7 separate regions of the Mus musculus genome follow, and all the other regions are linked to region 4. Evidence: chromatin loops called from intact Hi-C (ENCODE). Cell type or tissue: left cerebral cortex. All regions are shown on one strand. Region 1 holds the start of Rfxap (regulatory factor X-associated protein). Region 2 overlaps Smad9 (SMAD family member 9). Region 3 has its middle 8.0 kb from the start of Rfxap. Region 4 holds the start of Exosc8 (exosome component 8). Region 5 overlaps 4931419H13Rik (RIKEN cDNA 4931419H13 gene). Region 6 overlaps 4931419H13Rik (RIKEN cDNA 4931419H13 gene). Region 7 overlaps 4931419H13Rik (RIKEN cDNA 4931419H13 gene).

The links. Peaks named below come from ENCODE experiments on the same cell type or tissue, not always from the same donor. Only the 100,000 strongest peaks of a DNase experiment are listed, where the experiment ranks them.
Region 1: a loop joins it to region 4, with 4 times the contacts of the local background. A loop is called at or near these places in 16 of 42 quality-filtered maps.
Region 2: it touches region 4 in a loop (4-fold over the local background); 15 of 42 quality-filtered maps call a loop at or near these places.
Region 3: it touches region 4 in a loop (7-fold over the local background); 12 of 42 quality-filtered maps call a loop at or near these places.
Region 5: it touches region 4 in a loop (2.1-fold over the local background); 3 of 42 quality-filtered maps call a loop at or near these places.
Region 6: it touches region 4 in a loop (2.6-fold over the local background); 10 of 42 quality-filtered maps call a loop at or near these places.
Region 7: it touches region 4 in a loop (2.7-fold over the local background); 8 of 42 quality-filtered maps call a loop at or near these places.

Annotation. Positions count from the first base shown.
Region 1 is chr3:54,805,260-54,809,259 of GRCm38, reverse strand. It overlaps Rfxap (regulatory factor X-associated protein), which reads left to right and starts at 1,469. Exons shown (of 3, transcript NM_133231.2): 1 at 1,469-2,061; 2 at 3,793-3,900. The coding sequence starts at 1,585. In left cerebral cortex, CTCF peaks have their summits at 16 and 249; DNase peaks (open chromatin) are centred at 1,179, 1,374 and 1,837; H3K4me3 peaks cover 2,858 bases; H3K27ac peaks cover 1,565 bases.
Region 2 is chr3:54,793,756-54,797,755 of GRCm38, reverse strand. It overlaps Smad9 (SMAD family member 9), which reads right to left. Exons shown (of 6, transcript NM_019483.5): 5 at 3,268-3,524; 6 at 1-398. The coding sequence ends at 255. Among named protein-coding and RNA genes, the nearest start is that of Rfxap, 12 kb to the left of the region's middle. In left cerebral cortex, CTCF peaks have their summits at 357 (motif pointing right), 1,753 (motif pointing left) and 3,800 (motif pointing left); DNase peaks (open chromatin) are centred at 352 and 1,762.
Region 3 is chr3:54,813,741-54,817,740 of GRCm38, reverse strand. No RefSeq gene overlaps it. Among named protein-coding and RNA genes, the nearest start is that of Rfxap, 8.0 kb to the right of the region's middle. In left cerebral cortex, CTCF peaks have their summits at 2,228 and 3,925; DNase peaks (open chromatin) are centred at 2,240 and 3,922.
Region 4 is chr3:54,733,743-54,737,742 of GRCm38, reverse strand. It overlaps Exosc8 (exosome component 8), which reads left to right and starts at 2,379. Exons shown (of 11, transcript NM_027148.3): 1 at 2,379-2,735; 2 at 3,411-3,447; 3 at 3,577-3,640. The coding sequence starts at 2,719. It overlaps Alg5 (asparagine-linked glycosylation 5 (dolichyl-phosphate beta-glucosyltransferase)), which reads right to left and starts at 2,204. Exons shown (of 10, transcript NM_025442.3): 1 at 2,094-2,204. The coding sequence starts at 2,159. In left cerebral cortex, a CTCF peak has its summit at 2,323; DNase peaks (open chromatin) are centred at 2,309, 2,655, 2,962, 3,276 and 1 more place; H3K4me3 peaks cover 2,492 bases; H3K27ac peaks cover 1,792 bases.
Region 5 is chr3:55,078,588-55,082,587 of GRCm38, reverse strand. The region is part of intron 6 of 4931419H13Rik (RIKEN cDNA 4931419H13 gene); the gene reads right to left. Among named protein-coding and RNA genes, the nearest start is that of 4931419H13Rik, 25 kb to the right of the region's middle. In left cerebral cortex, a CTCF peak has its summit at 2,295 (motif pointing left); a DNase peak (open chromatin) is centred at 2,295.
Region 6 is chr3:55,070,393-55,074,392 of GRCm38, reverse strand. All of the region lies in intron 6 of 4931419H13Rik (RIKEN cDNA 4931419H13 gene), which reads right to left. Among named protein-coding and RNA genes, the nearest start is that of 4931419H13Rik, 17 kb to the right of the region's middle. In left cerebral cortex, no CTCF peak of the experiment used is centred here; no DNase peak of the experiment used is centred here.
Region 7 is chr3:55,062,327-55,066,326 of GRCm38, reverse strand. It overlaps 4931419H13Rik (RIKEN cDNA 4931419H13 gene), which reads right to left. Exons shown (of 8, transcript NR_040593.1): 6 at 2,491-2,649. Among named protein-coding and RNA genes, the nearest start is that of 4931419H13Rik, 9.1 kb to the right of the region's middle. In left cerebral cortex, a CTCF peak has its summit at 1,715 (motif pointing right); DNase peaks (open chromatin) are centred at 1,711 and 2,710.

The DNA of each region.
Region 1 (4,000 bases), 72 kb before region 4:
TTCTCCAGCACCATGGACACTGCCATGCTTCCCACCGTGTCGAAGATGGGAGAGAATGTTTGCAAGCTACATTTGATGAGTAGTTAACATCAGAATGTCTGCTGGTGAGATGGCTCAGTGGGTAAGAGCACCCGACGGCTCTTCCAAAGGTACCACATAGTGGCTCACAACCATCCGTAAGGAGATCTGACTCCCTCTTCTGGAGTGTCTGAGGACAGCTACAGTGTACTTGCATATAATAAATAAATAAACAAACAAATAAAGAATTCAAACAAAGGCTGGGCGTGGTGGCGCACGCCTTTAATCCCAGCACTGGGAAGGCAGAGGCAGGTGGATTTCTGAGTGGATTTCTGAGTTCGAGGCCAGCCTGGTCTACAGAGTGAGTTCCAGCACAGCCAGGGCTATACAGAGAAACCCTGTCTGTCTCAAAAAAACAAAAACAAACAAAAAAGAAAGAAAAGAATTCAAACAAACGTAATAAAAATAAGTAATAACAATAATAATAACCTAATAATCCTATTGAAATGGGCGATGTAGTTGGTTCACAAAGGAAAGCATGCAAAGACCAACAGGTGTATGTAATATACATCCCTAATCCTGAAGAACAGTGTTATCTATCTCATCCCAGATGAAACGGTTATTATCAGAGATAAGATATCTATCGAGCACTGGCGGGGGTTGGGGGAATACGGGAAAAGGGACCTCTCCTACACTGCTAGTGTGAACGCCAACCCGAGCACCCACTATGGAAGACAGAGAGCAGCTTGTGGGGAAAATAAAAACAGAACTGTCACATGAGTCAACAATCTCATTACTGGGAATGTCAGAAAAGGCAGGAGCGTCCGCACTGGGTAGAAACCCTAAGGCGAACCAGAGCTTGTGAGCAAGCTTTCCTCCATGTCCCCATGGGACTTGACTGGGATGCATTAGCCAAATAAACCGTTTCCTCCTCGAGTTGTTTCAAACTCCTCTTCAGGCCTCTCGGGAACCTAATCTATCCAGAGACGTTCCAGGAGAGACGCGTTTTGAACCCGTCAGGGAGGATGGGTCCAGGCAGAAAGTGTCTCCTGGCCGTCCTCCAGTCTCCATTCTCCAGTCTTTCCAACTGGTGAGCGCCAGGCGAGCGGAGGACAGCTGCGCATGCGCAATCGGGACTTCTGTCAGCCGCTCCGCCCCGCCTGGAAGGAGACAGGGTTTCTCTGTGTAGCCCTGGCTGTCCTGGAACTCACTTTGTAGACCAGGCTGGCCTCGAACTCAGAAATTTGCCTGCCTCTGCCTCCCGAGTGCTGGGATTAAAGGCATGCGCCACCACGACCGGCTGTCAGCCGGGTTCTTGGTCAGCCTGCACCTAGGAATCGCTTGCGGATGGCCGCCGCGCAGGCGCAGTCGGTTCTGTCTCGCACCTGCTCAACCCCGCCCCTCTCGCCGTTCCCAAGCAGAGGCTCGCGGACCGCTACGGCGCACGCGCAGTGCAGTGCTGGCGGTTCGGCTCCGGGACGTGCGGCGGGCTGCCGCTTGTCGAGTACGGTTGTGTTTCTCAAGAGCTGACGGGCCGCGGTGGCGGACCCGGGCTCGGGCGGCAGCACGGAGGCGCAGGCTGTGCCCGAGGGCTCGGGGCCGAGCACCGCCAGTCCCCGGACGGCCCCTCCGGTGACGGTGCTGGTGATGCGGCAGGACGAGGCCGAGGCGGACGGCGCTCTGAGGCCGGGCCTGGCGGGGAGTGAGGCGGCGGCAGACGCCGAGGACGAGGCGGGGGACGACGACGCCGACCTGCTGGACACATCGGACCCGGCGGGCGGCGGCGAGAGTGCGGCCAGCCCGGAGGAGCTGGAGGACGAGGACGCGGAGGGTGGCGGCGCAGCGCGCAGGCGAGGCTCCAAGACCTGCACGTACGAGGGCTGCCGCGAGACCACCAGCCAGGTGGCCAAGCAGCGCAAGCCCTGGATGTGCAAGAAGCACCGCAACAAGATGTACAAGGACAAGTACAAGAAGAAGAAGAGCGACCAGGCACTGGGCTCTGGCGGCCCGTCCGCGGCCAGCACAGGCAACGTCAAACTGGAGGTATGCTTGCTCCTCGGGGCCCCGGGGCCAGGGCAGATGGGTGCCAACCTACTTGGTACACACTCAGGGTCTCCCCAAGGGCTCATCCTCTGCTCCAGCTGACATGGGCACTTTGGAGGTGATCTACACCTCTCCTTAGTAAACCCTTCCCAGTGTCTACCCCGAGGCATCCGGCACATTGACACACCCTGTTGGTTTTCTGTAACTTTGGTGACTTTGTTTTTTTTTCTTAGACTCCCTGGCCCCTGAGAAAAGTTGGATTGACAGTGGGGTAGTAACTTACAGCACACATGGGCGTTGCTCGGTTGCTTGATTCAAGTCAAGCTTGGAAGAGAGACGCCAGTGCCCTGCAATTGGGCTTCTGCTGCTAGCTGTCTGTATTTAGGTCCATTATTCATCTCCCTTAAGTCTCGGCTCCCTCGTCTTTTGCCCTTAAGATAATGCCCAATTAGTGTTTCTTCGGATTTATTTTGGTTAGGTGAAAATTATAAGTGGTGTGCATTTCAGCTCAGACCCAGCAAAGTCCACCTAAGTATTAGAGCTGTTTAAAAAACAAAACAAAACCCGTAAAAAGTAGAAAGACTCCTTACCACAGAAGTTCCTTTTGAAGGGGAACTTCTAACATTTGTGGAAGTTTGGCCTAGATGACTCAAAATTATTGCTACTATAAACGTCTGATTTTTGTGGTATTAGCATTATCCTACCTACACAGTGCAAGGCCTGGAGTTGTGAAGACATAAGGTTCTCTACAGTCAAGTCAGCTATAGCATTCCATGTACTGTGTATGTAAAGGAAGCGGTCCTATAAATAGGGTAACTGGGGAGAGTTAGAAGAAGAAAAAAATCTTCGCTTTTGTGATACTAGAATCCTCTTTTAGAGTTTTTAATATTTTGAGACCTAAAACATGTATGTATGGAAACCTTCTTATAACAAAAGTTTGCTAAGCATCTCACGATAAAGGTGCGACGCGGATGTTTTAATAGACAACTCGGAAGCCAGTAGATAAAAGGCCAAAGCTTTCCCAGAGGCAGAGTGTTTCACTTAACTTCAGCAGCATTCTTTTATGTGAGGAGAAGTTCAGTGTTTAGATTCATTCATATATGGGATTAAGCATTACTAATTTGAAATGGGATTCAGTGTCTCGGGGACAGGTTGCTGTTGCAGAATTTGCCTGTTGGCTCTGTAGTGGTGGCCTCTTAGCTGTGATTTCTAGCCCCTTCCACCCAGTTTACTCTGAAAGCTGTTTGCTTCTGTAACCAGTATTTTACTGCCTCTCTCTTCTTGTGGGTGTGAATCAGGTATGAATCCAGTATCTCATTAGCAGTAGATTGCCTCTGAGTTAATTTATTTTGTCCAAAAGCAGGCAGACTGTTTGGACTAAAGATTGCTCCGTGTGAGATTTCGGTGTCACTTGTCATTCTCTTGCAACAGTGAAAACAGGCCACAGGTATTTAAACTTCCCCTCTGCCCAAATAGCTTCAGTTTGAGACCTTGCAAGAGACTGCAGATCCTAGATTGGGAAGCCTGCAGGGAGGAGGGTGCCTGCAGGGAGGAGGGCATTTACTTAGAAATGACTGCCAGTACCTGTGACTTATCTACAGGCCTTCCTAAAGTTCCACAGAACCTGAACCTAAAAAAGGAGAAAGATCAAAGAGAGAGATGTTCATTATCACTGAAATACCTGCTGTTGTGGATTACAACACCGTATTAAATGTTTATCTTTGATCCCAGGAAAGCACAGACAACATACTCTCCATTGTCAAACAGAGAACAGGATCCTTTGGTGATCGCCCTGCAAGACCTACTCTTCTAGAGCAAGTGTTAAATCAGAAAAGACTGGTAAGTGCTTGTTGAGTGGTTGTAGATCTGTTAGTGAAAACCGCTTGTTTTCAGTGGAACTGTTTTTCCAGAACTGCATTGTGTCACTGGACACAATGAA
Region 2 (4,000 bases), 60 kb before region 4:
CTGCCGACGCCCTCACGTGCTGTTTCCCTCTCACAGAAGACTTGGCTCCCATCAGAGAGAAACCACGCTTCTTCGACCACACCGCACTGGCCCCAGGTTAAGTAGGTAGCACAAAACAAACGGTGATATAAACGTGACTCGGATGCGTTACACGTGTATTTACATCTGCATCCGGAACCCTGCATTAGCTGCGGTTGCCACGATGGAAGCCCCTGCCCGAGTCTGTTCTGTGGCAACGTGGCTGACGACGTGACTTAAGACACTGAAGAGATAGGGTTGTGTGGGGAGCCCATCTGAGTGAGCACCTTATCCAACCACTGCAGCGGTCCATGAAGATGGATCTCGATCCAGCAGGGGGTGCTCGTGACATCCTGGCGATGATACTCTGCTCCCCAGCCCTGCAGGGGAAGAACAGAGCCCAGACTGAAGTGCGGCTTTTTGCCAGGTGCCACCAGGCAGAGCACGGGAATGCAGGGTTCCAGGCTCCCTGTGAGAAGTCGGTGCCTCTAGGGAACAGATGCCTCCTCCTCTGAGTGGCCCAGGTCAGGCAGGGTGGGCTCTGTTAGCTCATTTACACCTGGACACCTATTTAGTGGTGCCTGGGGCTCTACAGACCACATGGAGAAGCTGGCAAGCCATCTCCGCATTACAGGGAAAGAGACTCAACCTCATGTCCTACTCTTCATGCGGAAGCCTGTGTCTGTCATTAAAGACCGGAGATTGCAAAGTGGCAAGAATCAGTAGTTGACTTTGAGAGTGCAATGTCAGAGCTTAGAGCTTATTTCTTTTCTGTCTCAGGCTCCCTCAGAAATTTCCCACTTTTCCCCATTGATTAGAGAGACAGCTACTAAAATGACAGATATATGATAGATAGATAGATAGATAGATAGATAGATAGATAGATGATAGATAGATAAGATAGATATTGATTGATTGATTGATTAATAGATAGATAGAGATACATGGATGGTAGTAGGTGGAGTTTGCTTTTCTCTCAGACTCTACTGCTTTCTGCACGGAGGACCCCGGTCATCCAGGCCTCTGGGGCACACCCTGCGTCACTAATGCCTCCCCTGCCTGTACCCTCTCTCCTTTCCTTTACCCGTTCACCTCACTTGTTGCTTACTGCCTGTCTTGCTACCAGTTCACTGGTTTCATAAGGCCAAGGTCTGGGAATTACCAACAGTCCCTCATCCCAGCACCCACAGCCGCTCCTGGCAGCTGCTCAGTAAATAGTTGTTGAGTGGCTAAAAGAGGGAGAGCTGTAGCCAGTAAACTCAGAGCTGACAAAGACCTTAAAGATGGTCTGGCCTTTCACTTACAATGGTCACCACCAGTGTCTAGTCACTTGAAAGAAAATAATCATTGACAGTTTTTATTTTGTTTCTGTCCTTGCAGGATTGGCATTGAATCTCGGTGCTAAAGTGCTTGCCTAGCCCGTGCGAGGACCTGAGTTTCTTCCCTACTGTCACAGGGAGGAGGGGGTAGGACGCGGGGTCGGGGAAGCCCCATAACAGCAGTAGCAGCCTGTGTCCTTTAATTACATTTTGTAGCTCTGTACATTTATTGTGTATCTGGGAAACACTGAGTTATGTTGGGAAATGATCACATGACCACGCATGCTTGTATTGCAGTAATTACCTGTGAGATACCAACAGCTCATCCTTATTAAAATAAAAACAAAAAAAGACCTGGGGAAAACAACTTTCCCACTTAAAGGACAGTTCACTAACTGCAAGGTAGTGCCCCCTACTGGCCACAAGGCAACAGTGCACCTGGAAATTTTCCAGGGATTTTCTTTCTGCTTTGTATGTCAAAAGATAAAGTAGTTTTGTCCTCACCAGAAAGGTGTCTTTAAAAAGGCATCTTTAAATTGTAAACTATACATATTTATTCTTGTTTTTAAAAATAATGATTAAAATTATCAATATCATAAAATATAATTTGGGTACAGAAAAATAGAACATTCATTGATCAAGGTAACTAACTTTGAATGGCTAGGAATGTAGCTCAGGAGACCACACTTAACTAACTCACTTCATGAAGCCCTGGGTTTCATCCCCAGCTTTTAAAAAGGGAAATGGGACTGGAGAGACGGCTCAGCAGTTAACAGCCCTGGCTGTCCTTGCAGAGGACCCGTGGTCCCAGCACCCACATGACAGCTCACAACCATCTGTAACTACAGTTCCAGGGGAACCGATGCCCTCTTCTGGTAGTTTTAGGCACTGCATGCATGTGGTGCACATACATGCGAACAAAACACCCATACACATGAAATAAAAATAAATGTAGAGGAAAATGTAAGAGCTGTGAAGAAAGCCATCCCTCTCCCGAGTAGGGTTTGTGAAAACTGTTATATACAGCACAGAGTCTGATGAACAAGTCCAGATTTTTAAGTATCAGGGTGAGTCCCTTGAATCATTCACAACTACCTCAAGGTTTCCACCCCACTTTGTGCCAAGACTGATTAGTGCTGTCTTAGAGTAGAGACAGTTCTCTTCTTCTGTAATTTATCTATACATTTATTCCCTACATTTGCCTGGCAGCTTCCCCAGCTGAGAGGAAGAGCTTATTCTTTCACTGGGGGACAGCAGTGCCTGGTGGCTGAGAGAGGGATGGGACATCTCTGCAGCATTCAATCCTGTCCATTATTATCATCCCGATGCCTGCATCCTCACACCAAAAACAACCACTCTGCCACTTAATAAAACTTCATATAGTTTTCAGTTTATATCTCTACCTTCCTATAAACTTAATAACATTTTCCCCAAAGGTTTGATGTTGTTTGCTGTAGTGGTACACACCTTTAATTCCAGAATGCAGGTGGATCTCTGTGAGTTTCTAGTTTGCCTGATACACACACACACACACACACACACACACACACACACACACATATGAGAGGTACTAGAGAGCCAGTCAGTATTCTAATATAGAGTGGGAAGAAGGTTCATAAATCCCTCCCCCTAACTGACGACAGTTGATGGGTTTTAGGGAGAGCCAGTTTTATAAAAGGGTGTTTCCCCTGGTAGGCTGACCTCATCTACTCTAGTTCCCTTGGGTGACCCTACATGCAGGAATATATGGGCAGTGGAAGTTGGACTAAATAATTTTTAAAAGAAGACAAGATTCAATACATTTTTTTAGAAAGAAAAAAACGAATCTGTTATCCACGTGAACTGGCTGAGCAAATGCCAAGCCGAGCCAAGAGCGTGCTGTCCTTTCTTCCCATTTTCCATGTTAGAACCCCAAAGCCAACACCCTCACCTTCACAAAGCTCATCCGAATCGTGCACATCTTCGTCAGCTCATACACCACTTCAAAGCCGTGGTGCACGGACTGGGCGAGCAGCTGGGCGAAGAGCTGGTTGTTGAAGACCTTGAGGCTGCAGCCGCTGGGGATCTTGCAGACGGTGGCCGGGTGGAAGCCGTGCTGGTAGTTGCAGTTCCGGCTCTGGACAAAGATGCTGCTGTCGCTCACGCACTCCGCATACACCTCGCCCCCAACGTAGTACAAATGCACACCTGTAGGCACAAAACCATGTTCTTCCTTCTCTGCTTCCTTTTCAATGGCTCCAAGTACCTTATGCAACGGGACCTGCTACTGTCAGGTTAACTCCTACATAACCCCTGGCCATAGAAGAGAAGGTGCGTGTGCCCTGAATACCCTACTTGTTTTCTTTGACTTTTCCTACCAACCCATTAAAAATCCAACCTTGACAGCTGGAGAAATTGCCCAGCTCCCAGCACCCAAACGGAAGCTAACAACCATCTGTAATTCCAGTTTCGTAGTATCTGTCGCCCTCTTCTGGCCTCCATGGGTACTACATACACACGGTACTCGAGCAGACATAAAAACAGGCAAAACACCCATAAACATAAAATAAGGGGTAAAAAACCATGATCCAGATAAATGGCCATTCTCAAGAACAAGTCCATAGCCTCTCACTTATGACTGCTTCCCTCACTTTTGATCTCACTCATTTCAAAATTAGCTTCCA
Region 3 (4,000 bases), 80 kb before region 4:
TTCCAGAAAGGGCTTAGGTCCAGGAAAGCATTAAATAGTTCATTATCAAGAGAGTCCATGGGGGAAACAGTGGATTGTCTCACATTCCATCTTGCATCCTTATAATATATTCTTCTTCCTTGTTATAGAGATTGCAGATGCTAGGCAACTAAGTGATATCTCCATTCTTTTATTCATTCATTTCTAAAACTCATAGCTGATTGTTGTGTTTCCTTATTCAGAAACACACACATACATACATACTATACACACATACATACATACATGTAACATATGCACACACACACACACACATAAAAACATACGTACAGCCCTTTCCATCTGCATGTAAATTCCCCAAAATAATGCATCTGCAATTTAATTATATTTATGAATAGATGCTTAGGCCATAAACTAGGGCCTGCTCTCCAAGTAGCTCATAATTTTATTATTGCATTTATGCTATTCTATGTCCTGCCATGTGGCTGATTACCTGGTCCTCAGTTTCATGAGACAGTTTTCCTCTACACCCAGGCAAATCTCCCAGTGCCTTACTCAATCCCATCATCAAATCTCTCTCTCTCTCTCTGCTGGATGTCCCACCTTCTAATACTGCCTCAGTTCATTGGCCAGTCAGCATTTTATTGACAGGTGAATGTTTTTACACAGTGCACAAGAGATTATCTCTACACACATATATGCATGCATATACACATACATATGTACACACACTCACACATCCCAAACTCCATTTTTCTGTGTAGAGTTTTTAATCTCTCTGAGAAGAGTCCTGAGGGAAACACCACCTATGAGAGGCTCCATCTTGTGTAAGACCCAAATTCATTTGAAGGGAGAAAGCCTTAGCTGAGTGGTCCCCCAGCTTCTCAGAGTCAGCTGCCTAGGAGAACATCTCCTTGGGATCAACACACAGACACTAAAACCACTGCGAGCCAGGCCATAGCAAGCTGGCAGCTCAGCTTGCCAGTGCTGTCCAAAAGGTACTGATTTGTAGGCATCAAAGATGCAAAATTGATGGAGTAATGTGATCCAAAGTCCTGCTGCAGTTTCAGAGAACAGCTAAGGCCATGAATGTGCATCAGAACTGAAGTTTCTGCAAGGGGAGAATTGGAGGTGATACATCTATGGAGCGGCTACCAAGGGAAGGTTCAGGCCTGGAGTAGAACTGGCATAGAGAGAAGCTACATGCACTCCAGGCAGCAGAGCTGGGAAGCAAAGCTACCCACAGCCTTGGAGGCCCACTACTTCATCAAAAGCTCCAGATGCTGGACACAAAGCGGCAGGACTTGGTGTTTCCCTGGCTACATTTAACTTGGGGTCCAAACAGTCCTTGCTGTACCCCAATCCTCCCATTTGGGGGATAGAAGAGTTTATTCTTTATTTCATGGTGGAAGGATGTAAATTGGTTTATATTTTAGAGGTGGGGATAGCTAAGACGTAGCCATGAATCTCAGACTAATCCCATGGATTTTTAGCCTGTTGGAATTGTTAAAGACTATGAGGACTTCAGAAGTTGGGTTGTATTTCGTATTGTCAGAATGTGGCACTCTGGGGAGAAGAGACAGAATATCGTGATTTAAATTCATGTATCTGGATGTCAAGTTGACAAGGGGTGAAGCTGCGATGGTTAATCTCAAGTGTCAACTTGATGAGATCTAGACGGCCTCTAGGTATGTCTACAAGGGATTTTCTTGATTATGTTCATTGAGAGGGAAGGTTTAACTCTCAGAAGTTAACCTGTAAGGCCCTCCTGCTCAAGGACCAGGTAATTCCCCAGGATGCTGGGAGTTATAGTTCTTGGAAAACAGCAGCCAAGCCACATGGGAATATATGGTGGCCATGTGGCTTTATCATTAAATATCCGCTACAACACATGTCTTGTCACCGCTCAGCTGGGAATTCCAGGGAGTGGCCCTGACCAATGCCCGGCCTGGTCAGTGTTTAATTAAAGGCTTTCTTCAGTTTGACTCAAATGGTGGAACTCGTTTTTCCTTTGGTGAATTGAAGGATTGACAAAGGCCCACTCAGTGTGAGTAGTAGCACTCCCTGGGCCAGAATTCTTTGCTATATGAGAAGGAAGAAGTAGTCTGAGCACAGATATTTGTTTCTTCTTTTAAAAATCATTTTAAATTTAATTATTATTATTATTTTAATGTTACAGGGACTAGAGAAATGGTTCACTATTTGTTGTTCCGGAGGACCCAAGTGTGATTCCTCCTTCGTCCACATGGTGGCTCACAACCATCTATAAGTCCAGTCTCAGGGGGTCTCAGGGGATCTGGTGCCCTCTCCTGACCTCTACAGACACCAGGCAAACATTCAGACAAACACACGTAAAATTAAAAAATAGATCTTTAAAATTAAATAAACAAAAGGGAATTTCATTCACACTATGAACCTATATGATTTTAAGTTTAACCAATGAAAAAAGAATCAAATTATTAAAATACAAAGATGATAAAATATATCTTTCAAGAATAGTTGATAAAGTCCTCCTTCATACTGTATAGTTATTTTAACTTGTGCTTTTATTAATACATATATTTTCAAATGCCTAAAAATGTTTTTTAAAAAACATATCAATGAGTACATATGCGCCTAGATTTAGCACTTGTAAATCATCACTGCTTGATATGTGTGTGTGTGCGTGTGTGTGTCAGCTACATCAACTCAGTCAAATGCAGTCATCATAACAAGTCACTCTCAAGTTGTTAGTCGTCAGTCTTATAAACTTAAGGACAATCTCTTCTGTAACCAAATGGGATTAATACACCTTTGAAAATTCATGATGGTTATCTACTCCCATCTGTCTTTTAGAATCCACATTGGGAATTTTACTGATTGCTTCCACATCCTGGGGTTTAGTATTTCCCTCTCTTGTGTCCCTGTAAACAGGAAGTGAGTTCTAAAGAATTAATCACACTCGCGCTGCACATTTTTGGCAAGCGTCATCGCGCATAATGCCCCCACTTTGTACCACTTCCCATTTTTCAATCAGATCCTGTGTTCTCTCCTCCTGCTAAGGCTGGAGAGAGACGGTGAGGGCCCCATCTCTTCATTGAAAAGCCTTGTTTAGTCTGCCTTTTAAGGGAAGGGCATCAGTCTTATTATAGAAAAAAAAGAAATCTCATGGCTTTATCAATAAACGTAATGTTTTTAAAGTAGCTTTGCCAGCCTGTTTAGTCTGCTGTAAGAGGGTACTGCCCTATAGATGATTTATAACCAAGCAATAACTTTGTGTTCTTCACAGTTCTGGAGACTGAGAAGTCTCAGCTCAAGCCCCCAGTAGCTTGCTTAGTGGAAGCCTCTTCCCTAACACACAAAAGGCTGCCTTCTTGCTAGATCCACAAAAGACAGAGGGATCAAGGACTGCGTCTGCAACCTGTATGGCTATGGATCTCTGGGTGGTGTGTGGTGGTATGTGTGCGTACATGTGAGGGTGTGTGTGTGTGTGTGTGTGTGTGTGTGTGTGTGTGTGTGTTGGCCAGAGGTCTCTCACTGAACCTGGAATTCATGGAGGCTAGAGGGAACTCAATGACTCCATCTGTCCCTGCACCCAGAGCAGTGGGGTAACGGACACAGGTCAAACCCAGCTTTTAACAGGAGTGCTAAAGATAGGAGCTCAGACCTTCAGGTGCATATTGTAAGCCCTTCATCAAATGAGCTATCTCCCCAGGCCCTGAAATAACTATTTTCAGGACTTTATAGTAGTCCCAAGAACTCCCATATTACTCCATCACCTCCCACAGGCCCACCTCTTAATACTGTCACTTTGAAGAGGAGCACTTTAAGAATGTTAGGAACTGTACAGGAAAATGCCTGGTCACGGAGGACCTACAGATTTTTCAGCTCTGCAGCATAATCTAGCTAGCATCTAGCATAAGGATAGCTTGAGCAAAACTAATGCAGAAATATACTGCCCCCATTTGGATGGTATGGCGAACATTTGACACTCACAGGCTGCATGCTTTTAAGCAAACTCGAGACATGCTTGCCAGCATTT
Region 4 (4,000 bases):
CCAAAGTCTCTCTGGCTTCTAAACTTACGCATACACACATACACACTTAAAAATAATAAAAATAAAAACACAGTATGGCGGCGTGCTCTACTGTCCAGATTGTGACTTCTGAATTCAGTTTTCCAAAGAGCAATCGATTCTCCTAAGAAAACTATTAATCCAGGTCTGGGGTGGGAAGGTGTATTATTAACACAGCATATCATAGAGAAAGCAAATTCCATCTGTACCCACGAGGGCTGCATGAAAGGGAACAGGTACAGGGGGTCACTTGAGGACAAGTAGGTGAGTCACTTGAAGGCATTTCTCAGACCTGTGAAAAAGAAACTTCAGCATCGAAAGAATAATCACTACACTGAATGAAGACAGAAAAATTTACGTCTGTAATAACGCAAAAGTAAAACTGGCCACCCTCTTAAGATGTCAGGGGAAACATCTCATCATTTTTAAAAAATGTGTGCTTTCATATGTGAAAGTGTTTCTGGTGATTGGGTACCTGAGGACTTTTCATTTAAAAAAAAACAAAACAAAACACTCCAAAGCCCATCAAAAAGACACACGTGAACTTAATTAAATCTCAAGATCCTACAAGAAATGTGGAGGGCAAGTTAAAGATGCTTAGGAAGGCGTCTGTGAAATCCATACTGGCGCCAGGTGTGGTGGTGTGCACCTTTAATCCCAGCACTTGGAAGGCAGAGGCAGGCAAATTTCTGAGTTCGAGGCCAGCTTGGTCTACAGAGTGAGTTCCAGGACAGCCAGGGCTACACAGAGAAACCCTATCTCGAAAAAAAACCAAAACCAAAACCAAAAAAAAAATCCACACTGGCAAACTCCATACTGGCAAACTCCGAGTATTTAAATTGACAGGGTATTTGGAAACACAGAAATAACAGGTTTTAAAGACGGTTGGAATTAACTTATTACAGTAAAGTTTTAGAAGGAAGTCCTTATAGAAATAAATGCAGATGATTTAGAGATGAAATGTTATTTGGAATTGTTTTAAATTTATTTTCAAAAGTGGGCGGAGGCCGAGCATGGTGGCGCACGCCTTTAATCCCAGCACTCGGGAGGCAGGCGGATTTCTGAGTTCGAGGCCAGCCTGGTCTACAAAGTGAGTTCCAGGATAGCCAGAGTTATACAGAGAAACCCTGTCTCAAAAAAAAAAAAAAAAAAAAAAAAAAAAAGTGGGCGGAGAGAAAGAATGCCAACAGGCAGATGGAAAGTAGGCTTCAAGATGCAACGCACTGCACACCAAGTGCAACATGCTTGCAGTAAAATAAAGGGTACCTCTACTCGTTCAAGCCAGTGGGATCTAGTACAGTCCACACAGCCTCATCGTGCACACACAGTCAGCTAAGTCTGTATAAAGGATTCAAAGTAAAGTGGCCACAACCCGGAACGTGGCCAACAAAGTTCAGATTTGTTCCAAGCCTTTAAAGAAGGCATTTTAGTGAGAGAGGGCGCCTGGCTTCACCGGACACACAGCGACAGTCATCTGGCTACACCACTCCAAGACTGTGCATGTGCACATGTACATTGGCTAGGTGGCAGAGGCCTTTCTGGCCACCTGTCTCAATACAGGCAAGCTTTTCAGAATCTGCTTTCTGAATGAGTTACAGGCTCCTTTTCAAACTATGTGGCAGAGTTTAGTTGGCAAATATGTCCTCTTCTACATAATCAGAAGGGGTCTGCCACGTTTCTACAGGAATGGCAAAGAAAACGCTAAGGTGCCTGATTCTCAAGCAAAAAAACCCAAAACAAAACAAAAAGACCCCTGGCCAAAATGAATAGAACGCCGTCTGGGCCTATCTTTTGCTGACCCATCGTCCCTAGCCTTATGGATCGGCCGCTCTTTCCAGCTGCAGTGCATATGGGAGCCCCAGGAAGAAGACTGGGGAGTGGCGTGGAGGGGTGACAGGCGGGGGTTCAGAAGCAGGAGCCCCGAAAAGCTGGGCGGAGGCTCTGGGCACTCAAATAGGGTTCCAAAGGGGAACAAAGGTTCAAAGGATTTCAGGGAATCTGAGGCCAAGGGAGCCAAGCACGCGAGGGAAGCGCGGAAGGGACACCCGGAGCACCGGACTCCACCACGGTCTCACCAGAATGAGCGCGGCAGCCGCCAGCGCCACGCCGAGCCCCAGCAGCTGCAGTAGCAGCGTAGCCATCCCGCAGCTCCACACTTGCGGAAGCGCGGTGCGGCGCCGCGCCCCGCCCCAGCCGGCCCCGCAGGAGAGGCCGGCCTAGCCCTCGCCCGCCGCCCGCAGCGCCCCCGCCTGGCCGTGCCCCGCCACGGCAGGAAAGCCGAGGCCTCCCCGCAGCGCCCCCGCGCGGCTCCGCCGAGGACTGCAGGCCGGTCACCGAGTGCGGCAAGTCAAAGCCCTGGACCTGTGCACTGGCTTCACCCCTCGCGCCGTGCAGAGCAGCCATCTAAGGATGCCCGGCGCCGTGGAGGGTTTTAGGGTCACCCCCTTTTCATCTCGTGCGCCTGCGTGTGTGTGGGAGTGTGTTCGTGCACAAGCGCGCGGGCCCGTGGGACCCCGCGAGATTGGCGACTAGCGGGACGCTCGGGGTGGCCGGAGCTGGCGTTAATGCCTCGGGCGCAGGAACACGGTAGCTGCACTTCCCTAACCCAGGATCCCTCCGAGTGCCCTGGGCTGGAGGCACGCCTGGCGACCGGAGGGCGCAGGCGCGGAGGGCTGCGCAGGCGCAGAGCGGGCCGGAAAAATGGCGGCTGGGTTCAAGTGAGTGGCGGCGCGCGCAAAGAGGGCCCGGGTGCGGGTGTGGCGCGCGGCGGCGGGTGGGGGCCCCCCCGAGGACTCGCGGGGCCGCGGGAGGGCTCTGCCCACTCGAGGCGCTGAGGGACACTGCATCCAGGACGGCCCGGACCTCTTAGCCGAGGGCCACGCCGCTCTCCACGCAGGGCCGCCCTCGGAAGGGACTGGGAAAGCGTTGGGCGCGCTCTGGTTAAACCCGGAGCCGCCCACGCGTGCAGCCTGCAAACTCGCGTCTGCGGTGCGTGCACCGTACCTACCTGCAGTCACTTGTGGCCGCGGGTCGGCGAGGAGGCCAAACGTATGTACAATACACTCTTCCGTGGTAAAGTTGTGGATGCTGGCGAGTGTGGTTTATAACGGCGCGAAGTCACGCTAAGGTCCCTGCTTCAGAGCACGAGTGATGTGACTGACACCCAGGTTGACCCTCTTCTGGGTGTGCCAAGGGCCTCTGTTCCTCCTGACTATGGCACAGTTAAGGTCACCGCTGGAAACCGGTTGCTGCTGTGTGGCTTTTATAAATACGGGCCACACAGTTTCAAACGCCTGAGCCTGTCGAGATCACGCCTCAGACACCACACTCTCAAGTTCTGGGTTTCTGCTTTAGGACGCACTGACTGAGACACGTTTTAAACATTGTTTCAGAACTGTGGAGCCGCTGGAGTATTACAGGAGATTTCTGGTGAGTGAAGGTGGTTTTGTACGTTAGAGCTGTGGGTAAAAACACCAAGCTTCGGTTCATTTAAATGAATGAGGCTTAATGCTGCGTACCCGAAATACATCTATGACCCGTTTCCTTATAAACATTTAGAAGGAAAACTGCCGTCCTGATGGAAGAGAACTTGGTGAATTCAGAGCCACAACTGTCAACATAGGTGAAGATAAACTTCCTTTTAGTTGGGTGGGACATCCTTGGTGTCACGTAGTTTTTCAGCCAGCTCTACTATGTCTAACGCAATCGGGTGATGTTAAGAGATTTTTATCATCACACCAACCTTGTAGTTGATCTAAACTTTAGTTCAAATTGGGAGACCGAAGAAAAAGATGAAAAAACGTTAAGTAGTAATATCATTTTCAAGTCACTGACCTGAACCGGTCAAAAGTTTCAGGGGGTGGGTGGGTGGGGGTGGGGGGAGTTTCAGAGGCAAACAAAAAGATTTAAACTACTTTGTAGGAAACTTTGTGGTTATTTTCTTTTTTTTTTTCTTTTTAAAATTTTTTATGAATACCAAGTT
Region 5 (4,000 bases), 340 kb before region 4:
GCCCACAAAAGGCATGATTAGCCTGTGGCTGTCACTGGGGGCTCACCGCCTGGCTTTGCAGTCTCATCTCCACCTTTATTGGTCTCCGGTTAACCTGTACTAGGCCAGATAGATACAGCATCAGGCTGCCTAGCAACAGCTCTACTCCTGTGCTAAGATTTTCCTCTCACATTTTGTTGTTATCGTTTTCGCTTCTATATTTGGATCTGTAATCCATGTTTAGGTCTTAATAATGATGCGAGGCAAGAATCAACACATTTCCATGTGGATATTCAAGAATCATTTGCTGAGAGGACCATCTTTTTACCATTGAATGTGATGGGTTCTGTATGGAAGATCTACTGAATGTAAGTCTAACAGCGCATTCAGGGCTCTCTGTTCCCCAGTCACTGAAGTTTATTCTACACAGTGATCGTAACTCCTAGAATATAAGAATAAACCCTTTATCATTTCATTTATTAAGCTACTTTGGCATTAATTTTTTGCATCAACTACCTTCCTGTTACTGTGACAAACTACCATGGTCAAAATCAACTTATGGAAGAAATAATTTATTTTCTCTTAACAGTTCTAGGCAGGCATTCCGTAATGACTGGTAGGGCAGATATGGCTGGATCAGGGAGCTGGCTGGTCACATCTCATCATGCAAGAAGCAAAGAGATCAAACTGGAACTGGGGTGAGGCTATGGACATTCAAAGCCTGCCGCCAGTGACCTATTTCCTCCAGCTAAGTTCTACCTCCTAAAGGTTCTGGAACCTCCACAAATAACACCACCCTGGGCACCACGTATTAAGCCACCCGAGCCTATGGAAGACATTACTCATTCAAACCACATGGCTTGCTTAATGGTTTCTAGTTCCTTAACATAGAAAGAAACCCTACCAACACAGGCGTCTGAAGCTGGAAGTGTACCCGTTAGTGGTGCTTTGGCCATCTATACATTTTGGTAGCCTATATTTTTGTCTTAATTTAGGTAAAGTACTAACTTCTTGTGTGACTTCCTTGACCCATGGATTGTTTAGAAAGGGCATTAATTCTTACATTCTCAAATGCTTGGGAGATTTCCTAAGTTACTTTCTTGTTTGTTTCTAAGTTTAATGTCCCTACGTTTAGCGAACATACACACACACACACCTCTGCTCGGAGGGTTGAACCTTGGTACAATTACAGTATCCCAGTGAGTGAGGAGGTAGGAACCTCTCAACGCTGACATCTGAGGCCTGTCTCCCCATCTCCTCTGGGGACAGGCTGTCATGAGACTGTCATGACTTCTGTTGCCAACACTTGTGTCTCATGGTTATACTTTTAGGCGTGTGCCATAAGAAGAATCTAGGGACTAAGAACTATTGGCTCTCTCTTTCTCTTCCTGTCTATATAAGCAATAATTGCCTGGACCAAAAAGAATTTCTTGTGTCCTTATTAGCCACAGCATGTGGGCCTTGGCTTCTCTTGCTGTGTGTTCCCCAAGAGATGTGCCTATAGCTGTCTCTCTGGGCCCTTCTGACATGTATGGAGTCTTATTTATTTCAGGCCTTTCCAGGCAACCAGAGACATAGGGATTTCTGAATTCTGGGTGTGGTGGCTTCATTTCCTGGATCTCTCTGAGAACTTTCTTGTGAATTCACTAAGATGCTTCTTGTCCTGGCCAGGATGGCAAACTCAGGTGAGCTGTGGCACAGCCCTTTCCTATCTGCAGCTGGAAAGCCACTGCAGTTCCCAGCCATGTCTAAGGGAGCGCCTTTGCTGGGGCCTTGGGTTAAGCCAACTCAGCCAGCTTCCAGCGGTGTGTTTTTAAAGCTTTCCCCATCCTGCTACAGAGGGATGGAGCCTGAGGAGAGGTCAGATAGCCCAGAGACAGTCTTAGAAATACCACAGACTCCCTCCCTGTTCAGCAGCCTTTATCATATAAGCTATTCTCAATGTCCACCTACAGTTATTGTTAAGAATACACCATGGTAGGCTAGATGTAACGCAGTTGTAAACCAATTACCTACAAGTGCGAGGCTCAACATTCAGTCTCTGGTGCTACAGAAATAAATGAACAGACTCCCACAGAAGGCTCAAGTCACTGAAGTGTTTCACAAGGCAAAGGAAAACATGGTTAATTCGTCTGAGAAAATGAAGTTAGTCCCTTCATCGCAAGTATCATCAGAACTTTGAGGGGCTTATACACAATCCAAGAGTTTGGAAAAAGACAGTCTAATACAGTTTTCCATGGACAGACCCATCTAGCCCGTGAACACCCCTGGGAAATGGCACACAGTTAACACCCATGCGGCAGTAGCTCTCTGTTGCCCTCTTGTGGTAAGTTGCTTCACTTCGGTCCTGTTCAGGGCTTAAAACCCTCCTTAGTCTTCCTGTTATCAGGTCCCCAGATCTGATTGCTTCTTCTATGCACAAATGGTTTTCATAGCTTCATAATGGCACGCAAGGATTCCAGGAAAGAAAAACGGCAGGAACTGCTTGTGTAGAAATTCCTTCTTGGCTGGATAGTTTTCTAGAAGTCTTACTTAGTTAGAACCAAAGAGTAGAAATTCTTTCTTGGCTGGATAGTTTCCTAGAAGTCTTACTAGTTAGAACCAAAGAAGCAATTCTGATGTCTGTACTTGATCTTCCATAAATAAATAAATAAATAAATAAATAAATAAATAAATAAATAAATGGTCCTGTTCCACAGCCTGCAAGATCAGGATGAACCGTGTTCAAAAGATGCTTGGGGCTGAGTGGCTTTGCGCATTGCTCACTCCGATACCACCTGTTCACAGCCCAGCTGTGCTCGACCATGGGAAGAAATAACAAGCAGGGATAAGTGAGAAATATCAAAGAGTATATTCTTGGAGCAAGAAAAGTATCACTTGACCGCCACTTAAGCCCTAACACAGATACCAAACTTCCGTTGCAATGTACCGGCAGTTTTAAACCAATGGCAGCTGAATCAGTTGGAAAAGACGAGGGCAGCTCTAAAAGGGTGGAGCATAGAGATAAGCAAGGAGGTAAAGGGGTGGGTGTTGGAAATGGTGTGGGCTGGAGAAGGAGAGGATGGAAGAGGCCAAATAGACAGCTGGTATTTGCTAATTAATACCGTGGTTGTGGAATAAGGAAAATAATCCCTACTAATTATTTTCAGATATAAAACCGTAGGAATATAATTGTTTTAAACACTGACTTGTACAGGACCGCATGCTCATTAACAACTTTCTAAAGTGTCAAGCGCTGGGCTTGGTTGGAAGCTGCTCACATTAATGTTTTTGTAGATGTTGTGATATAACTAAGGAATGCGTGACGTTAGCGTTTGCAAAGATGCAGGATGATGTCGACTTCGGAAGCTTCCAATGGCTTTAAATTCTTTTCCGTATAATATAACAAATCTGAAAATACCCTTGAGACTTGGGGGTTTCCTGGATGCTGCAGAAAGTATGAGGATTATAAATCCAAGCATGTGTGCACGTGTGTGTGTGTGTGTGTGTGTGTGTGTGCGCGCGCGCGTGCATGCACTCGCGCACATGTGTGTATGTGTGTGTTCGCAAAGTCAGAGACTCTCATCATTACTTTACTCTTCTCCCTTCAGTAAGAACCAGCATGGAGGGAGTAGTGGCAATAGAATCCCACAATCACCATTTTAATGAGGATCTGACTTTTCAAGTATCATAACTTTTCTGAGGCTTCCATTTTAACTCTGAAGCCTTAATACCAAATGTAACCAAATGCAATTGAGATAGTTCCGTGTAGGGGGGTGGAATAGTTTATTGTTTTCCTGTGTGTGCTACATCACTGAAATGAGTCTCTGACCACAGACCTTGCTCCTGGACTACTTCATGTTAAATATACAAAGAAACCAGAATCATGATTTTAAAACAGCAAAGTTTACCTATGATTTTTCTTAATGTTTTATTCAGTAGCTAAAGCTTATTTGATACGTGATCAAAGTAATGGAATTCTGGACGTTTTAGGATACAGTGGAGATGGCAGTAAAATTGATAGTATAATCTGGTCCTCAGT
Region 6 (4,000 bases), 340 kb before region 4:
GGACTTGCACTAAAGCATATTAAAGAAAGGTAGTATTCTAAAACATTATACATGCTGATTTAATATGATGATATAAATGCTGATATAAATGTGAGCTAATTTCCACTCTCTAAATGAAAACTGTATACAAAACTTTTTGGATACATAAACATAATAGGTGCTGATAAAAGAGATAAATTAGTCAATGATTACCTGGACTGGTTAGTATGAATTTAGTTATAGAGATTATATTGAATACAATGTTAATTTAAAAATATTTCTTATTTCAAAAAGTTTTTACTTGTATTATGTATTCATAAATATGCGGGCAGTACCCAAGGAGTCCAGAAGAGACCCTCAGATTTCCCTGGAACTGGAGTTATAGATGGATATAAACCACCATGTGGGTGCAGCAAACCAAACCTTGGCCCTCTGGGAGAGTAGCCAGTGCCCTTAACCACTGAGGCATCTCTCCAGCTTTAAGACTTCTTGCTTTTGAAAGGTATCCTTTAACAGGAAACAAACAAACAAACAGATGAACACAAACCCCTCTATTCTCTTCCACTGAGCATAACAAAATAAGTTAACAAAAAAGTTTTTTGGTTTTTTTTTTTTTTTTTTAATCACAAAATGTTCTAAGCATCACAGAAAGTCTATGTTTCCTACAGGCAAAGGTCAGGGGTCAGAGAGGTGAAGGGCAGAGAAAGGATCTTAGAATTTCTTTGCTGCTAATGTTTGGGGTTAGAGAGGGATGTTGATCCAGACAGAACTTATGTCCTGACTAGAGAGGACTCTCTGATATGAGCAGCAAGGAGACCTTGAGTTAATGTATATGTATATATGTGTGTGTGTGTGTGTGTGTGTGTGTATGATATTAGTTTCCTATCAATGCAAATTTGTTAAAAATATTTTCCCATTGTGTGGAGTGTTGTTTTGTTCAAATGACAGTGTCCTTTGCCTTACAGACGCTTTTTAATATCATGAGGTCCCATTTACTAATTGTTGATCTCAGTGCCCGTGCTAGTGGTGCTCTGTTTAGAAGAAAGACCTTTTCCTGTGCTGATGAGTACAAGCCCACTTGAACTCATCCCCCCACTTTCTCTTCCATTTGGTTCACTGTGTCTGGTTTTATGTTGAGGTCTTTGATCCATCTGGAGTTGAGTTCTGTGTGGGTGATAAGTATGGATCTATTTGGATGCTCCTGCATGCAGCTGTTTGACCAGCACCGTTTGATGAAGATGCTTTTTTTCCTTCACGGAGTGTTTCTGGCTTATTGATCAAAAATAAGGTAACCATAGGTTTGTGGAATTACATCTGGGTCTTCAATCTGAGTTCACCGATCAACATCAAGTCGGGTTTTATGCCATCCTATTTTTATTACTATAGCTTTACAGTACAACGTGAAATTGGAGAATTGTGATACCTCCAGGAGTGTTTATTGTTCAGGATGGTTTTAGTGATTCTAGGCTTTGTGGGTTTTTTTTTGTTTTGTTTTGTTTTTGTTTTTGTGTGTGTTGAGAATTGTCCTTTCAAGATCTGTGAAGAATTATTTTGGAATTTTATAGGGATTGCATTGAATTTACAGATTGCTAGGATGGCCATTTTTACCATGCTAATTCTTCTGATCCGTGAGCCTAGGAGATCTTTCCATCTTCCGAAGCCTTCTTCAAATTCTTCCTTCAAAGACTCTAAGTTTTTATCATACAAGTCTTTCACTTGCTTGGTTAGTTACTCTAAGATATTTTATATTATTTGGGGCTATTGTGAAAGGCATTGTTTCCCTGTTTTCTTTTTTAGTCCCTCTGTCATTTGTATATAGGACTACTGGTTTTTGTGAGTTAATTTTCTATGCAGCTACTTTGTTGAAAGTGTCTATCAGCTGTAGGAGTTTTTTGGTGAGACTTTTAGGACCAGTTGTATATACTATCATATCATCTGCAAACAAAGGTAGTTAGACTTCTGCCTTTACAATCTGTATCCCCTTGATCTTCTTCGGTTGTTTAGTTGCCTTAGCTAAGACTTCAAGTACTGTGCTGAATAGGCAAGAAGAGAGTAGACAATGTTATTCCTGATTTCAGTGGAATTGTTTTGAATTTGTCTCCATTTAAATTGTTATTGGCTCTGGGCTTGCAGTAAACTGCCATGATTATGTTAAAGTATGTAATTTGTATCCCTAATCTCTCAAGGGCTTTTATCATGTAAGAGTGTTGGATTTTGTCTGTACTGTTTCTGCATCTGATGAGATGATCATGTTTTTTTTTTTCTTTCAGTTTATTTATATAGTGGATTACACTGATGGATTTTCTTAGATTGAACCATCACAGCATCTCTTGATACAGCCTACTTGATTTTGGTGGATGACCTATTTGTTATGTCCTTGGATTCGGTTTACAAGTATTTTATTGAGTATTTTTGCACTGATGTTCATGGGGGAAAATTGGCCTGTAATTCTTTGTTGGGTCTTTATGTAGTTTGGGTATCAGGGTAAGTGTGGTTCTGCAAAATGAATTAAGTGATGTACCTTCTCTTCCGGTCTTGTGGAATAATTGAGGAATATTGACATCAATTCTTCTCTGAAAGTCTGGTAGAATTCTTTGCTAAAACTATCTAGCCCTGGGTATTTTTCAGTTGGGAGACTTTTAATGACTGCCTCTATTTTACTAAGGGTTATAGGTCTATTTAGATTACTTATCTGATCTTGATTTAACTGTGGTGAGTGATACCTATCAAGACCATTTTTTTTCCAGGTTTTCCAATTTGGTAGAAGTACAGGTTTTTGAAGTATTTCCTTATGATTATATTTCCTCTATGTCTGTCCTGTTTCCCTTTCAATTCTGAGTTTGTTAATTTGCATATCCTCTATCTTTGTGTGTCTTTTAGTTTATTTGGATAAGGTTTGTCGATCTTATTGCTTTTCTCAAAGATTCCACTCTTTGTTTTTTGGATTCTTTGTATCTTTTTTGTTGTTGTTGTTTCTATTTTATTGATCTTAGCCCTGAGTTTGATAATTTTTTGCCATCTACTTCTTTGGAGTGTGATTTCATTTTTTTTTTTCTTCAAGAGCTTTCAGGTGATCTGTGGAATGCTAATATGATAGATATCTCTCCAGTTTTTTTACATAAGCACTTAGTGTTATGATCTTGCCTCTGAGAATGGCTATCATGTGTCCCATAAATTTGGCTATGTTGTGTGCATTAATTTTCATTCAATTATAGCAAGTCTTTAATTTCTATCTTGGCTCATTTTTTATTCAGTAGTGAGTTGTTCAGTTTTCATGAGTTTGTAAGTTTTCTGTTGTTCCTGTTGATATCTATCCAGCTTTATCCATGGTGGTCTGATAGAATGCCGGGCAACTTCAATTTTCTTTTTTATGTTGAGACTTGCTTTTGTGTCTAGGTATGTGACCAGTTTTGAAGAAAGTTCCATGTGGTGCTGAGAAGAATGTATATTCTTTTGTATTTGAGTGAAATGTTCTGTAGATATTTGTCAGGCCCATTTGTTTTATAACATTGGTTAGCTCCAGCATTTCTCTGTTTTGTTTTTGGCTAGATGATCTATTGGTGAGAGTTGGGTATTGAAGTCTCCCATTATTTGCATGTGAGTGTCAATATGTGATTTAAGCTGTAGATGTGTTTCTTAAAAGTGGGTGCCCTTGTGTTTGGGGCATAGATGTTAAGAACAGAAATGTCCTCTTGATGGATTTTTCTTTAATGAGTGCCTTTCTTCTCTCTTCTGATTAGTTTTGGTCTGATATCTTTTTTTTTTCTTTCAGATTTTAAAATGGCAATACCAGCTTGCTTCTAGATCCATTTGCTTGGAACATTTTCCCCATCCTTTTACTCTGGTGCAATGTCTGTCTTTGGTGTTAAGGTTTGTTTCTTGGATACATCAGAAAGATGGATCCTATTTTCTTATCCATTCTTTTAGTCTGTGTCTTTTTATTTATTTGAGATCATAGATATTGAAAGGTATGAATTACCAATGATTATTGATTTCTGTTATTTTGTTACTGGTGGTGGTG
Region 7 (4,000 bases), 330 kb before region 4:
GTAAATAAATCCGCAGCCTGTTTTCCCAGAGGGCTGGAACAGCAAAATGCCGCTAGAGTCCCCTCTCTAGCTCACTAGCTTCCAGCGTGAGTCACCTTCATTGTTCCCCAAAGAAATTACAGAGCAGGTGGTTTATGTCGCACACTTAACATAAATTACAGGAAAAGAATAATTTAGGGGAAAACCTGTCCCCAGATCCATGCATTTATATCTACAATAACAGAACTGCCTTAGTGGGCTGTGATTGGGCTCAACCGGAAGTATTTCAATCCTGCTCTAGAATGGTGACTACCTATGCTGAGTGATCACATGCAGAGAAACATACTACATACTGCATACATAGCTATGAGATAAGTTAAATAAAATACACAGCTCTTCAGGGCGCTCTGCATCCCATGCTCGGCAGTCCCACACGGCCAGTCATTACTGTACTGGACAGTGCAGTCTCAGCTGACTTTATCCCTCCAGATGCCCCAGTGGTTCATCTCATCCTACCTCTCTCTGTTTCTCTCTCTCTGTCTCTCTCTCTCTGTGTCTCTGTCTCTCTGTCTCTGTCTGTCTATGTCTCTCTCTGTGTCTCTGTGTCTGTCTTTCTCCCTTTCTCTCTCTCTCTCCCCCCTCTGTGTGTGTGTGTGTGTGTGTGTGTGTGTGTGTGTGAGTGGTCTGTCTGTGTGGGTGTGTGCAGGTACCCACACAGGCCAGAAGAAGGTGTTAGATCCCCTGGAGCTGGAGTTATAGGTGGTTGTGAGCCTCCTGCACAGGGTGCTGGGAAGTGAAATCAGGTCCACTGTAAGAGCATCACAGGCATTTAACCACTAGATCATCTCTTCACTCCCCATAATTTAATTCTTAAATAACTTTTCCTTTTTCTTTGTCTTCTCTCCACCACTCCCCCCCCTCCCCCACTTTTATGGTTTTTCAAGACAGGGCCTCTCTGTGTGGCTCTGGCTACTCTTATTAAGCAATTAGCATTTTTATTGGAGGAGGTTTAGAAATTATAATAAGCCTAACAAACCTCAGTATTATTAAATAATACCAGGGTGAATATTTAACTATTTAATATTTCATGGTCACTTTTATTTCTTCTCATATAAATGCAACACACATCTCGTAATTTATCCCCTAAAGTATTAGGAATAGTTCTAGGCCATTTTTCTGTATATAATTTTATATGGATGAATTATAAAAATTCATGATTACCAAACATTTCTACTGTATTACACTCTATTTTCCTGGATAATTTGTGTGTGTGCACATCTGCATGTATGTAAGTGTTTGTGTGCTCACCCTTGTGGGTGCCTGTGGAGGAGAGCAGAGATTTGTGTCACGTGCCTTTTTCAATGGCTTCACCACAGTAGTTTTCTGAGATGGGTTTCTCTGACTTAAATTTGTTAGCTCAGGCTTTGAAACCTCCCATGTAGCTAGGATTAGTAGGAACTAAATTTGATGGACGCCTGAACCCACGTTGTTTTCTTACCTATATATAGGGCATGATTTAAAGAAATGGATTCAGAGTGTCCTAGATTTCTGCCCTAAGAAATTTTTGATGCGTGACATTTGTATTTAAACAGCAACAGAAAGTGTATAATAACATGGGGTGGTATACCTGCTTAGAGAAATTGATGTAAATAGCTGGGCTGCTTCTCTTTCAGCAATGGGTAATTGGAGTGAGGTCAGCAGGCAGGGCAGGGACAAAAAGGTCTGACCACCAGGTGGCGGTAGCACACAGTACAAGGAGGGTGGGACCCTGATCAGTTTGCCTGCTGAGGCAGGAAGTCTTTCTAGCCCAGAGACCTGCTGGAGATAATGGACTGGGGACCCCAGCACAAAGGGAAAGAGTCATCAGATAAGGGGGTCTGTAGCTAGGTGACACAGCTTTGGAAGTATCTGGTCCAGAGAATTACCAATGACAACAGTGTTTAGGGGGCTTAATATCCTTGCAGACAGGCTTTGGATAATTTAGAAGTGTGTTTCTGAGCGGGCCATGATGGTGCTTGCCTGAAATCATAGCACTAGGGATGCAGAGAGAGGAGGAGCCAAGTTCAAGGGCAACCTGAGCTACACAGTAAGTTCCAGGTCAGCCTCAACTACATAAGACCTTGAAAAAGAAAAAAAATAGAAAGAACCGAAATAAATGATTAGATTGGTAAATAAATAAGAAGTATAAGGATATGCCAAGAATAATTTACATCTTGTTACTAATTCCTTTAATGAACAAACATTAATTGAGTGCCTACTATATCCATAGAATTATGCCAGAAAGAAGAACTTCAGGGTGGAGAAAGAGTCTGCCCTTGATTTAAAGAAATGTATCCAAAAGAGGACCCTTTGAACATCAGGGTGGATCCTGAAATCTACACAGGAAGCTATTGACTAGTTTATGTTTGTGTGTTTGTTTGTTCTATTCTAAAATGTCATCTACCTGCTAATACTTATTTTATCGTAACAGCGCTAGGCAAACATATTTGAAACATATTAGTCTACTTTTACCTCTGTGATGGACAGTGTCGACTGTCACGTTGTCAGCATCTAGAATCGCCTGGGAGGTGGGGCTCTGGGTATGCTTGTGGGACAGTGTCTTGGTTGTATTGATTGAGGTGGGAAGACTTCCCTGCTGTGTACAGCGCCCGCCCCTGGCTGGCTCCTGAGCTGCGTAGATGGAAAGAGGGAGCTCAGTGCCCATCCCTCCCTGGCTCCTCACCGTGGGTGTCAGCTGGAAGCTAATTAAAGATCTTATCTACAGAGAGGAGATTGGTATCTAGACTATGTGAAGGACTGCGAAAATTATACACACCAAAAACGCATGTCAGCCAAAAAATGGGAAAATGAATCGAACAGACAGTTCTCAGAAGAAGAAACAGGAACAGTCACTGAATATTCAAGACAGTGACTTATCCCCTTATCAATGTGACACACAGACACATCACTAGAGAACCACAGCCTTTCCTTTCTTGTTTGTACCCAGGATCTCACATCTATCGTAACAGAAAACACCGTACACGCGTTTAAATTTCCAGTGATTTAAAAGTTCAGTGACTCTTTTAGAATACAAACAAGCCTCTTAGCTTTGGGTGTCTCTAAACCAAGCCGAGCAACTCAGAGGCAAGAACCAGTGCACGGCCACAACCAGAAATCAAAGCAAAAGCAAAATCCAACAATGTAAATAACCCAGTGATCAGGGGCTTGCTTATGGTCTTCTGGCTCCAAAGGGCTTGGACATTTCCACTTCCCCACCTCTGCCACTCACAGCATGCAGCTTGTCTAGTAGGCTTAGGCTGCCTCCGCTCTGCCCCTGCCCCCGTCCTGGATGGTCACCCCATGGTTCTAGAGTTTAACATGCTGGGGCCTCCACTGCAGCTGAGGCTACCCCTTCACCAATGGCCTCTTTTGGCCTCTTCAGAGATTCCAACCCTGCCACATGACGGCAAGTGTCAGCTTCTCTCTGTGACCCATTCAGTCTTGCGGCCCTCATGATGCTAATGTCAGCACCACATGGGGCATATCATTTGCCAAGCTCTGCTGCCCGTGTGCTGCATGCACAGCCTTGTCCCCACACTCGACTGGACCACAGCTTCTGCAAGCTGACCCTGAGGAAGATTTCAATTAAATGACGCTGGTCTCTTGTTAATCATGGCTGAATTTTCAGCTGCAGCCGCCTAGCATCTATTATCCCGGTAAAGCAAAGTCTTCACTTCTAGATTCGTAATTCAAATATGTAAAGACAGGGACAGAAAATGGAACAGAGACAGGAGAAGTCATCCAGAGACCGCCCCTCCTAGGGATTCATCCTCAGACACCAAACCCAGACACTATTTCTGATGCCAAGAAACGCTTGCCGACAGGAGCCTGGTATGGCTGTTCCCTGAGAGATTCTACCAGCACCTGACTAATACAGATGCAGATACTCACAGCCAACCATCAGGCTGAGCCAGCAGACCCCAATGGAAGAGTTAGGGGAAGGACTGAAGGAGCTGAAGGGAATCGCAACCCCATAGGAAGA